Linked DNA regions of Homo sapiens: regions 1 and 3 are each linked to region 2. A link is a contact called in ENCODE Hi-C data. All regions are on one chromosome and are shown on one strand. Each heading gives the region's core, a stretch centred on a gene start or an enhancer-like site at or near the end of the contact. The rest is flanking DNA. Distances are from core to core; before and after follow the strand shown.

Region 1 (3,161 bases), core at 435-2,934, 1.2 Mb before region 2:
AAGTTTAATGCATCTCTGATTATTACTGTGAATTAATGGGGTCCTACTGTATTCTAAATGGGTTTTCAATATAAAATTCTTTTTTGTCTCAAAATCATTTCTAGCTCAATATTTGGAAATGAAATTCAGTTCCCTCCAAACTTGGTCCTTTCCCAGTGTTCCTACTCACAATGAATGGCACGGTCTGCATGCACTTATACACATACAATAAGCCTGAAACCTCAGAGGCATCCTTACCTTCCCACTCCATCTCCCCAACAGCCATACCATTTGGACATCTCATTTCCCAAAAAGCCCCCTCACCCATCCCCATTCCCACTGCCTCATGGTCTCTGCCACCACTATCTTAGCCCAACCTACCAGTCTCTTGCCTGCACTACAGCAATAGCTTCCTAACTGCTCTTACCTTTCTCACCCTTGCCCTTCTTCCATATATCCTTGGCACTACATCTAGAGTAACTTTTTAAAATTTGGTCCTGGTCACGTCCTTCTTTAGTTTTAAACCCATCAAGGGTTTCCCACTGCTCTTAGGATAGAGGCCAGAAGTCCAACACGGTATCACCCTTTCCACTTCTTTTGTCTCACCTTTGGCCACTCTAGTTCTCTATGTTTCCTTTAGTTTCTTAAATGTCATACTCCCACCTTGCTGCAGGACCTTAGCACATGCAGCTCCCCCTATTTTTAATGTTCCCTGCCTTTCTGACCACTTCAGTCAGGTCCTCTGGCTATACACTTTTCTAGAACCACATAACTTTCCTTCATCACGTACAGCACAGTTTTAAATTACACAGCCATTTTCCTGATCGATTTACTAATGTTTGTTCTCCCTCTAGTGTGTAAGCACCAAAAGAGAAGGGGCTGTGTCTGTTTTTCCTCACCACTGAATTCCCGACATCGAGATAGTAAATGAATGAATGAATGAAGTGCTCCAATTTGAATAAATTCCAAAAAGAGGTGAGAGTATTTTTAAGAAAAAACTATGTTATGCACAAAATCAAATATTGACTAATCCCAAACTAGACAGTGCAAAGCAGCCATTACCACTCAATCCAGGTCTTGAATAAAAATATGTAAGTAGAAGCACAAGAGTTAATCACACACACACACTTAGAATTTCTTCCTCCCACAGATCTGCTGGGACAAGTATCTTAGATGACTCATTCTTCCTGGGTAAACCCCTGGTCAAACCTCTGTTACATTATCAAACACAGAGAAAACTATTTATGAGACATTAGAAAAGATGCTTAATTTCTGTGTATCTCAGTTTTAAAACCCACTTAATTTGCCAACAAAGTGGGATTTTTTTCCTTAGAAATAACCAATAAAAATTAGTCCTAGGAAATTCACAAACAATAAGCAAAGTTTAATGGGACATAATATATTGGAACTCATTTCAGAATTGTGAAGTAAAGAAGGTCCATCATTGTTATCTCCCAGTTTTCCTTCTGTAGCTTTATTTGTTAATAGGGAAAAACCATCCCACCGCTCTCAGCTATCAACTCTCCTATTAACAGTTTTTCTAATAATCTGATAAACTTACTTGTTTCAAGATGTTGATGACAGATGAGGCAATCTCAAAAATATTTCCCTTTTAAAAATAAAGGAAAGTGTTGAGACAAAGGAGAGAAACTCCAGTGGTGGAATTTTAGGCATTAATGCGCAGGAGAAGGCACTGTGGGTGGGGAGACATGCATGGTGACTCTGACATTGTGCCAGGTGAATTGCCACCTACTTATGAAGCCTGCTGTGATGATATCCTTTGTAATCAAATGCTCCTAATGCCTTGAAGAAAGAGTTGTGGAACTATGACTGTTGAATTGCTGGGTAAATATTGGCCACACATTAGAATAACTGAGGGAGCTTTAAAAAAATACGGATGCCTGGATCCCATGCAGATCAGCTAAATCAGAATCTTCAGGACGTCTCCTGCACTTTGATGTTTTTAAAAAGCTCACCTGCTGATTCTAAATATTTGACCAGGGCTGAAAACTACTGATCTAGCTGTTAGTTATCAATAATTTTTTTTTATAACTCTGAGCTACATGAGGGTGTTTTAATCATGCCCCAGGGCTAGCTTCAGAAGGCGCCTCCCCTCCCCGCCATTCTCATGCACATATTTATTCCCCTCTCTATTCCTTTCATGGGAAGCATTCACTTGCTCTTTTGCCCTGGGTCTGCTCCACCATCACTGCCACCATTCCCATAGATACACACTCTCTACGTGTGTACAGGAGGACACATGGGATGGAGGTGAACTGTGTGGGTAAAAATCAAGTTTGGGGGAAGGATAATAGCAAAAGGCTGAACCAGAAACAACTATTCCAGGTTTCTAAGAATTATTTATCAAATGCTAAGGATTTGACTTGTCATTAATTTCCTTAAAATATCCTCTTTTAATCCTAGAAGAAAACCTGGGCAATACCATTCAGGACATAGGCATGAGCAAAGACTTCATGCCTAAAACACCAAAAGCAATGGCAACAAAAGCCAAAATAGACAAATGGGATCTAATTAAATTAAAGAGCTTCTGCACAGCAAAAGAAACTATCATCAGAATAAACAGGCAACCTACAGAATGGGAGAAAATTTTTGCAATCTATCCATCTGACAAAGGTCTAATATCCAGAATCTACAAAGAACTTAAACAAATTTACAAGAAAAAAACAAACAACCCCATCAAAAAGTGGGCCAAGGAGATGAACAGACACTTCTCAAAAGAAGACATTATGCAGTCAACAGAAATATGAAAAAATACTCATCATCACTTGTCATTAGAGAAATGCAAATCAAACCCACAATGAGATACCACATCAGGCCAGTTAGAATGGCGATCATTAAAAAGTCAGGAAACAACAGATGCTGGAGAGTATGTGGAGAAATATGAACACTTTTACACTGTTGGTGGGAGTGTAAATTAGTTAAACCATTGTGGAACACAGTGTGGTGATTCCCCAAGGATCTAGAACTAGAAATACCATTTGACCCAGCAATCCCATTACTGGGTATATACCCAAAGGATTATAAATCATGCTGCTATAAAGACACATGCACATGTTTGTTTATTGCAGCACTATTCACAATAGCAAAGACTTGGAACCAACCCAAATGTCCATCAATGATAGACTGGATAAAGAAAATGTGGCACATAAACACCATGGAAT
Region 2 (2,942 bases), core at 82-2,581:
GAATGCAAAATGGTAGCCACTTTGGAAGACAATTTGGCAATTGCTTACAAAACTAAACATTCTCTTACCTTATGATCCAGCAATCATACTACTTGGTATTTATCCAAAGGAGATGAAAACTTATGTCCGCACAAAAAAACCTGCACACAGATATTTATAACAGCTTTTTTTCATCACACTGGGGTGAGGGATGTTGATAATGGGGAAGGGCTATGCTTGTGTCGGGGCAGAAAGTATATGGAAAATCTCTGGACATTCCTTTCCATTTTGCTGTGAATCTAAAACTGCCCTCAAAAAAAGTTTAAATAATTTTTTTAAAGCAGTACTGTATTGTGATGTTTAACTCAATTACTTATTACAAGAAAACTATTCAACTGGTCAAAACGTTATATATAAGAAGTTTCTGTTTGTTAAAAACATTGTTTCAAATATATTTAGGCTTTGACTTTTAAAAGTATACAGCAACATTCAAGATAACTAGACAGAATGCACTGCAACTTGGCAGGTTTTTAAATCCTTGGACTTACTGGCCTAAGGAAAGATGTGTAAACATCCATGATTCAGAAATACAGGGAGAAATTGGGGCAGCCAGACCTCATCCTCTTGCCCTAAAGGGAAAAGATATCTTTCTTGCGGTATCTAAGATATGAATCTTAGATAATATTCATGCATGGCTAGGAATTGGAATAATGGGAAAGTCTTAATTCATGGGAAATTTTCTAATAAAGTTCCACCTCCATTTCCAGCCATTCCTCTTTAACAAATACATTTAGTGAAAAATACTACCAGTTGGGGAGAAACCAAATGGGTATGTGTATATGTAGTGTTTCTCAGAGTGTGGACTTTAACCACGTTTAATTACATAAATTTACGAGGATCTGTTGAAAATGCAGGTTCCTGGGCTTCACTCCAGTTGCTCTGAAATGAAAGCTGTAGGAGTCGGTTGGTGAAACTACATTTTGTTTCTCAGGTGATTCTTGTGTACTCTAACTCATATATAGGGTGATGTTATTTATTTACTGGTTATTTATTTACCGGTTATTTATCGTTTGGCAAAAAAATCCAGCAAAGACTCACAAGTGACCTTTACACTTGACATAGGATTCTCTTCCGCTGCTGACGCTTTTTTTTTCTAAGAGGCGGGGACTTGGCTGGGCAGGGCTGGGGGAGGGCGCTAGGCGGGGCGGGCAGGGGCGGGGCAGAAGAGCCCTGGGCTGGGTGGGGCAGGGCGGAAGGGCCCTGGCCTTGTTGGGTGGAGGTGAAGAGTTAATGGCTCCGCGCGCAGGCACTGCCCTCTGAACTGGAACAAAATGCAACTTCCGGTTGGAGTCACTCGGCCAGGCGCCGGCGACCTGAGGGGAGAGGGAACGCAGCTGAAAGCGTGAACTGTGTGAGTAAGAAACTTTGTGAATTGGTGTGTCCGAATCCGTCAAGCACGACGTCGGAGAATTTGTATGCGTGAGCGAGAGGGACGCGCTGACAGTAGGGGCGCCGCAGGGAGAGAAGCCGAGGAGCAGCGGAGACAACCAATTTGCAGTTTGGGGAGGGATTTTGTGCGGGAGAAACCACGCGAGTCCTTCCCCCGGAGCGGACTCCTTGTGGGTTGGTTTCCGGGCCCGCGATGTCAGCATAGCATCGTCGGCCTCTGCCCCAACGGCTTCAAGGGAGGGACTCGTCCCGGCTGCTTTGCCCGGGAAATGGGGGTGGAAGGGCCTGCGGTGTCGAGGTGAGCAGTGGACCCTCCAGGAACATTCCCGACTTCCCTTCGGGAGAGAGACTGCCTCCTAGAATCAAGTAGTATCGTGGTTACTCTTTCGAAAACTTAATTGGTTCTTTCTGTTGTTTTCCCAAGGTGGTTGCACAATTCCCCTCTGCCTTCCTGTGGGGTGTCATCATAGCCTGGTCAATGAGAAGTTGGGTAACTTCCCAGAGGGTCACGGAGGGAGTGGGTGGCCAAGGCAGGAAGAACAGAAGCCAACCCCGCCCACAGTGGGAACCCAGGCGTTAGGTAGAGTCCTCACGCCGGTGTAAACTGACTAGCAACGAGTTACAGGCAAAAAAGCTGTGCTTTTCTAGAAGTAGAAAGGGGGAGGATAATCAAAGAAGAGCTGTGCCTTTATTGTTATGCTATAACGAGCAAAAGTAAAGCAGCCTTGCTATGTAAAGTGGTGTTTATCTCACCTCACAGGAGATGCTTTTGACAAGTTATAATAAGGGAGAGATGGTAGTAAAGGAAGTGAAGAAGCGACGTGAAATTGAAGGAAAAGAAAATGACCTGCCTTCTTACCGCGGTTGGAATACACACCCAAACGAGAGGTAGCAGAGAAGCAAGCAGTGCATTCTGTTAAAAATTATTGTGTCCTCATTTGAGAGAGGAGGGATCCTCAAATAATACAACTATGTGCAAAGCAGGAAGTGAAATCCTTCTCAGTCCTCTCCCCAGTTGTAATCCAAGCCTTCCACATCTTTCCTGTATGTGCATAACCATGTTATTTTGCTTTCTTATGAAAATGAGATTATGCATACTGTTCGATAATCTGTTTCAGATTAAATATATATATATGGTGAAAGTCTTGCCATATGTAGCTCTATTTTATTGTAATGTTGGCGTGGTACTGCATTGTGTAGATGTACCAAATTATAGTTAACTGTCACTTACTATGTCCTGTCCGTATATATTGCCCAGTATTCTTCAAAATTATCTGTTTCTCATTAGACTACAGATTTCATTAATCCTTTGTGAAATATATGGCAAATATTTTCAAGAATTATCAATGCTTTGGTTTAAAATGCCCAGGCTTTTTATCTCAGGTAAGAAGGTAGTCCCCACTCAAAAATTCTTAAAATCTTCTCCTATATTGCCTGTTAATTCTCTTTTTATGATTTACTCATTAAAACATCTGAAAATGATTTTTGTATGCTAAGATAAGGATTTAATTTTT
Region 3 (2,782 bases), core at 210-2,709, 1.9 Mb before region 2:
TAGAAAATCTACCAAGACTAAATATATATACACACACAGAAACATAACTGACGGTGGAAAACTGGTGTCAAGTGAGGCAGAATCAGCTCTGAAAGGGGCAGGTATAACCTTGACTTGTAAAATTGATAATCCTTTGTCCTAGTCTTATTTACGGAAACACCTCTACCAAAGAAAAAAAAAGTCTGGGCGCGATGGTGCACACCTGTAGTCCCAGCATTTTGGGAGGCCGAGATGGGTGGAACACTTGAGCCCAAGAGTTTAAGACCAGTCTGGGCAACAAGGCAAGACCCCATCTCTCTAAAAATAAAAATAATTAGCTGGGTGTGGTGGCGAGCACCTGTAGTCCCAGCTACTCGAGAAGCTGAGGCGGGAGCATCACTTGAGCCCCGGAGGTGACGCCGGCGGTGAGCTGTGATTGCACCACTGCACTCTAGCCTGGGCAACAGAGCAGGACCCCATCAATCAATCAAACAAATATTAAGGCATAAGGAGCATGCCTTTCCCTATCTTCATCTTATCCTTTTAGGATAAGTTCAGCTTCTTTTCTTCGAACATAAACTCCAATAAAGCCTAAAAACCAAACACGAAAATTTCTGGTAGACTATCCCTGTACTGCTGTCTTGAAAACAATCAAGACCAGGTGGTGCTTTCTGGAGAGCTCGCAAATCCCAGCTGTGCAAGTGCGCACAGGTGATTTTCCAAACAAACTCCGGCTCCCAGCCCTCTGCCGCACTCAGCTCCCTTTGCAAGTTCCAGGGCATTCAGTGGGAAGTACCGAGGCCACCGTCAGCTGAACAGTTTGTTTTGAAAAAGCTCTCAGGCCTACCCAGGACCTGCCTTGGGGTAGGGGGGGCGGTGTGGGCGTTCCCTCGGGCCTCGGCTGTCACGCGAACAGTAAATTCCCGGGCACACCAGGTCAGTTGGCCAGCGTAAACACATGAATCCCATCTCATTCAAAGCAAACCCGAAAGGTGTCCAGCGCTCCCAAAATAAAGTCCGCCACTTACACCCCCCATGCACGAAAGACCAGGAATGTGCCCCCCTCTATGAGCGGCCGGGCCTCTGTGGACTGAGCGACCCCAGGCAAGAGGGAGGCCTGGGAGGCAGGGAGCTCACCCGCAAGGGGCTTCCTTCCACCCGACGCCGACACGCCCGCCCTAGCCCCGGGCCAAGGGTGCACGAACCACGCCTCGCCGCACTCAAGGTCCCGGTTGGGCCCTGCTGCGCGGTTAGAACCGGGAAATGGAGGGCTCAGACGCCCCGCGCGAGCAGGCCCAGCCGCGCTTCCCCACCTGCCGCCACCGCCGCTGAGCCGGCCCGTGGGCGCGGCCGCTCTCACCTGCAGGAGCGGGGGCGCGCGGGATCCGCCTTCAAGGTGCCCACGGGCGGTGCGGGTCACGTGCCGCGCAGGTGAGGCTGGCGGGGCGGGCGCCGGCGGAGACCCAGAGCAGAGGGAACAGGCCCCGCCCCCGAACGCCCGCGGGGACCCAGAGCGGAGGGAACAGGCCCCGCCCCCCGAACGCCCGCTGTGACCCAGAGCGGAGGGAGTAGGCCCCGCCCCGCGAAAGCCTGTGGAGACCCAGGGCGGAGGGAACAGGCCCCGCCCCCGGGACCGGCCCCTGAGGCGGCGCATGCGCGCTCTTCCGCCCGGACTGCGAGTTCCTCCCCAGCTTCTGGCTCCTAGGGTCAAGGCGATTTCAGGCTTGGAAAGGGACTTCCGTCGCAAATCTTTCTGTTTTTGCTAAAGCTGCGGTCGCAAGGCCTAGTGATCGCCTGAAACGTCGTTTTAAAGGGGCGTTGCATGGAATGTTCGGCCATCCCTGCTGAAAGTTTTTACCTCTTTCTCCAGTTCTCCACCCTGCACTGTGTACTCCGAGGCCGGTCTCCCAGATTGGCCTTCTCTATTTCGGCCACCCTGGGCGGTCCGTGACTTGGCGTCTTCTGCCCTCGCCTCCTCATTCGGGTTCCCCTAGGGGTCTCTCCCGGGCAGGCTGCCTGCCCCGGGCCCCAGCCCTGCCGTTGGGTGGGTATCCTGAGCTCACTGGAACCCCGGGCGCCTTTTCTTCAGCCTTTCCCAGTGCGTCCCACTGGCTCACGGTAGACTGGTTTCCACGTGTCATTGACTACAAAGTGGCCCTGCCAGTGCTTTTTGAGATAAAAATTATCCAGAAAAAAAAAAGTTCCTGAGCAAATTACCACTTGTTAACTAAATGCACAACATAGTGTGGGACTATGTTCAGATGAAAATCAAAGATACAGAGAGCTTTTATTTTTAATCCATGAGGAAACATTAAAAATATATCAGCCTGTGGAGACCGAAGTTACATTTGAAGAGTAATGACCTAAAATGCTCACATTTAAAGATGAAATTGAGACCGTGGGAAACTATTTGCAATGAAAAAGATTAAGGGGAAAGGGAAGATTAAAAATTAGGATTTTGTGAAGTTCTTGTTAATTTTTTAAAATTAGCGGAGTGCATCATGATTGAGACTTTGAACACCAAATTCCATTCCAAAGTATTGCCAAAACAGTATTTTTCTAAAAACAAGTTTTTGATTGTATAAATAATAGAGCTCTCTGTAGGAAACACAGAATATATAACAGGAAAATAAATAGTCAATAATTACACCCCTCAGAGATCACCCACTCAGAGATAACATTTTCTCTCAGTCTTTCAGAAAAACTAATTTTACAAAAAGTCCTGGAAACTGCCTTTTTAAACAAACTTGTGTCATGAGCTGTTCCCATGTCTAAAATTTCATTAGCTTTTTTTTCTACATAA

What was found. Hi-C counts contacts between places; a loop is a spot of excess contacts on that map. Pooled maps may share reads with other maps.
Region 1: a map with no recorded cell type shows a loop between it and region 2 (3-fold over the local background). The contact joins the enhancer-like site here to the promoter of TANK in region 2. A Hi-C loop is called at or near these places in 2 of 37 single-sample maps with no recorded cell type and 2 of 50 pooled maps.
Region 3: a loop to region 2 is called in a map of CD8-positive, alpha-beta T cell, with 19 times the contacts of the local background. The contact joins the promoter of WDSUB1 here to the promoter of TANK in region 2. A Hi-C loop is called at or near these places in 4 of 168 maps with a recorded cell type or tissue (CD4-positive, alpha-beta T cell, CD8-positive, alpha-beta T cell and naive thymus-derived CD4-positive, alpha-beta T cell) and 14 of 50 pooled maps.

What each region holds. Positions count from the first base shown.
Region 1 is chr2:159,959,532-159,962,692 of GRCh38, forward strand. The region is part of intron 20 of PLA2R1 (phospholipase A2 receptor 1); the gene reads right to left. Among named protein-coding and RNA genes, the nearest start is that of LY75-CD302, 56 kb to the left of the region's middle. Within about 2 kb of position 1,685, at least 2 of the 41 ENCODE cell types and tissues checked have a DNase peak (open chromatin) inside an H3K27ac peak, as active enhancers do.
Region 2 is chr2:161,159,097-161,162,038 of GRCh38, forward strand. It overlaps TANK (TRAF family member associated NFKB activator), which reads left to right and starts at 1,332. Exons shown (of 8, transcript NM_001199135.3): 1 at 1,332-1,390. TANK-AS1 (TANK antisense RNA 1) reads right to left here and starts at 1,194. Exons shown (of 3, transcript NR_187173.1): 1 at 1,036-1,194; 2 at 69-140. RefSeq lists an enhancer at 1,042-1,805.
Region 3 is chr2:159,285,244-159,288,025 of GRCh38, forward strand. It overlaps WDSUB1 (WD repeat, sterile alpha motif and U-box domain containing 1), which reads right to left and starts at 1,460. Exons shown (of 11, transcript NM_001128212.3): 1 at 1,340-1,460. RefSeq lists silencers at 1,294-1,733, 1,420-1,589.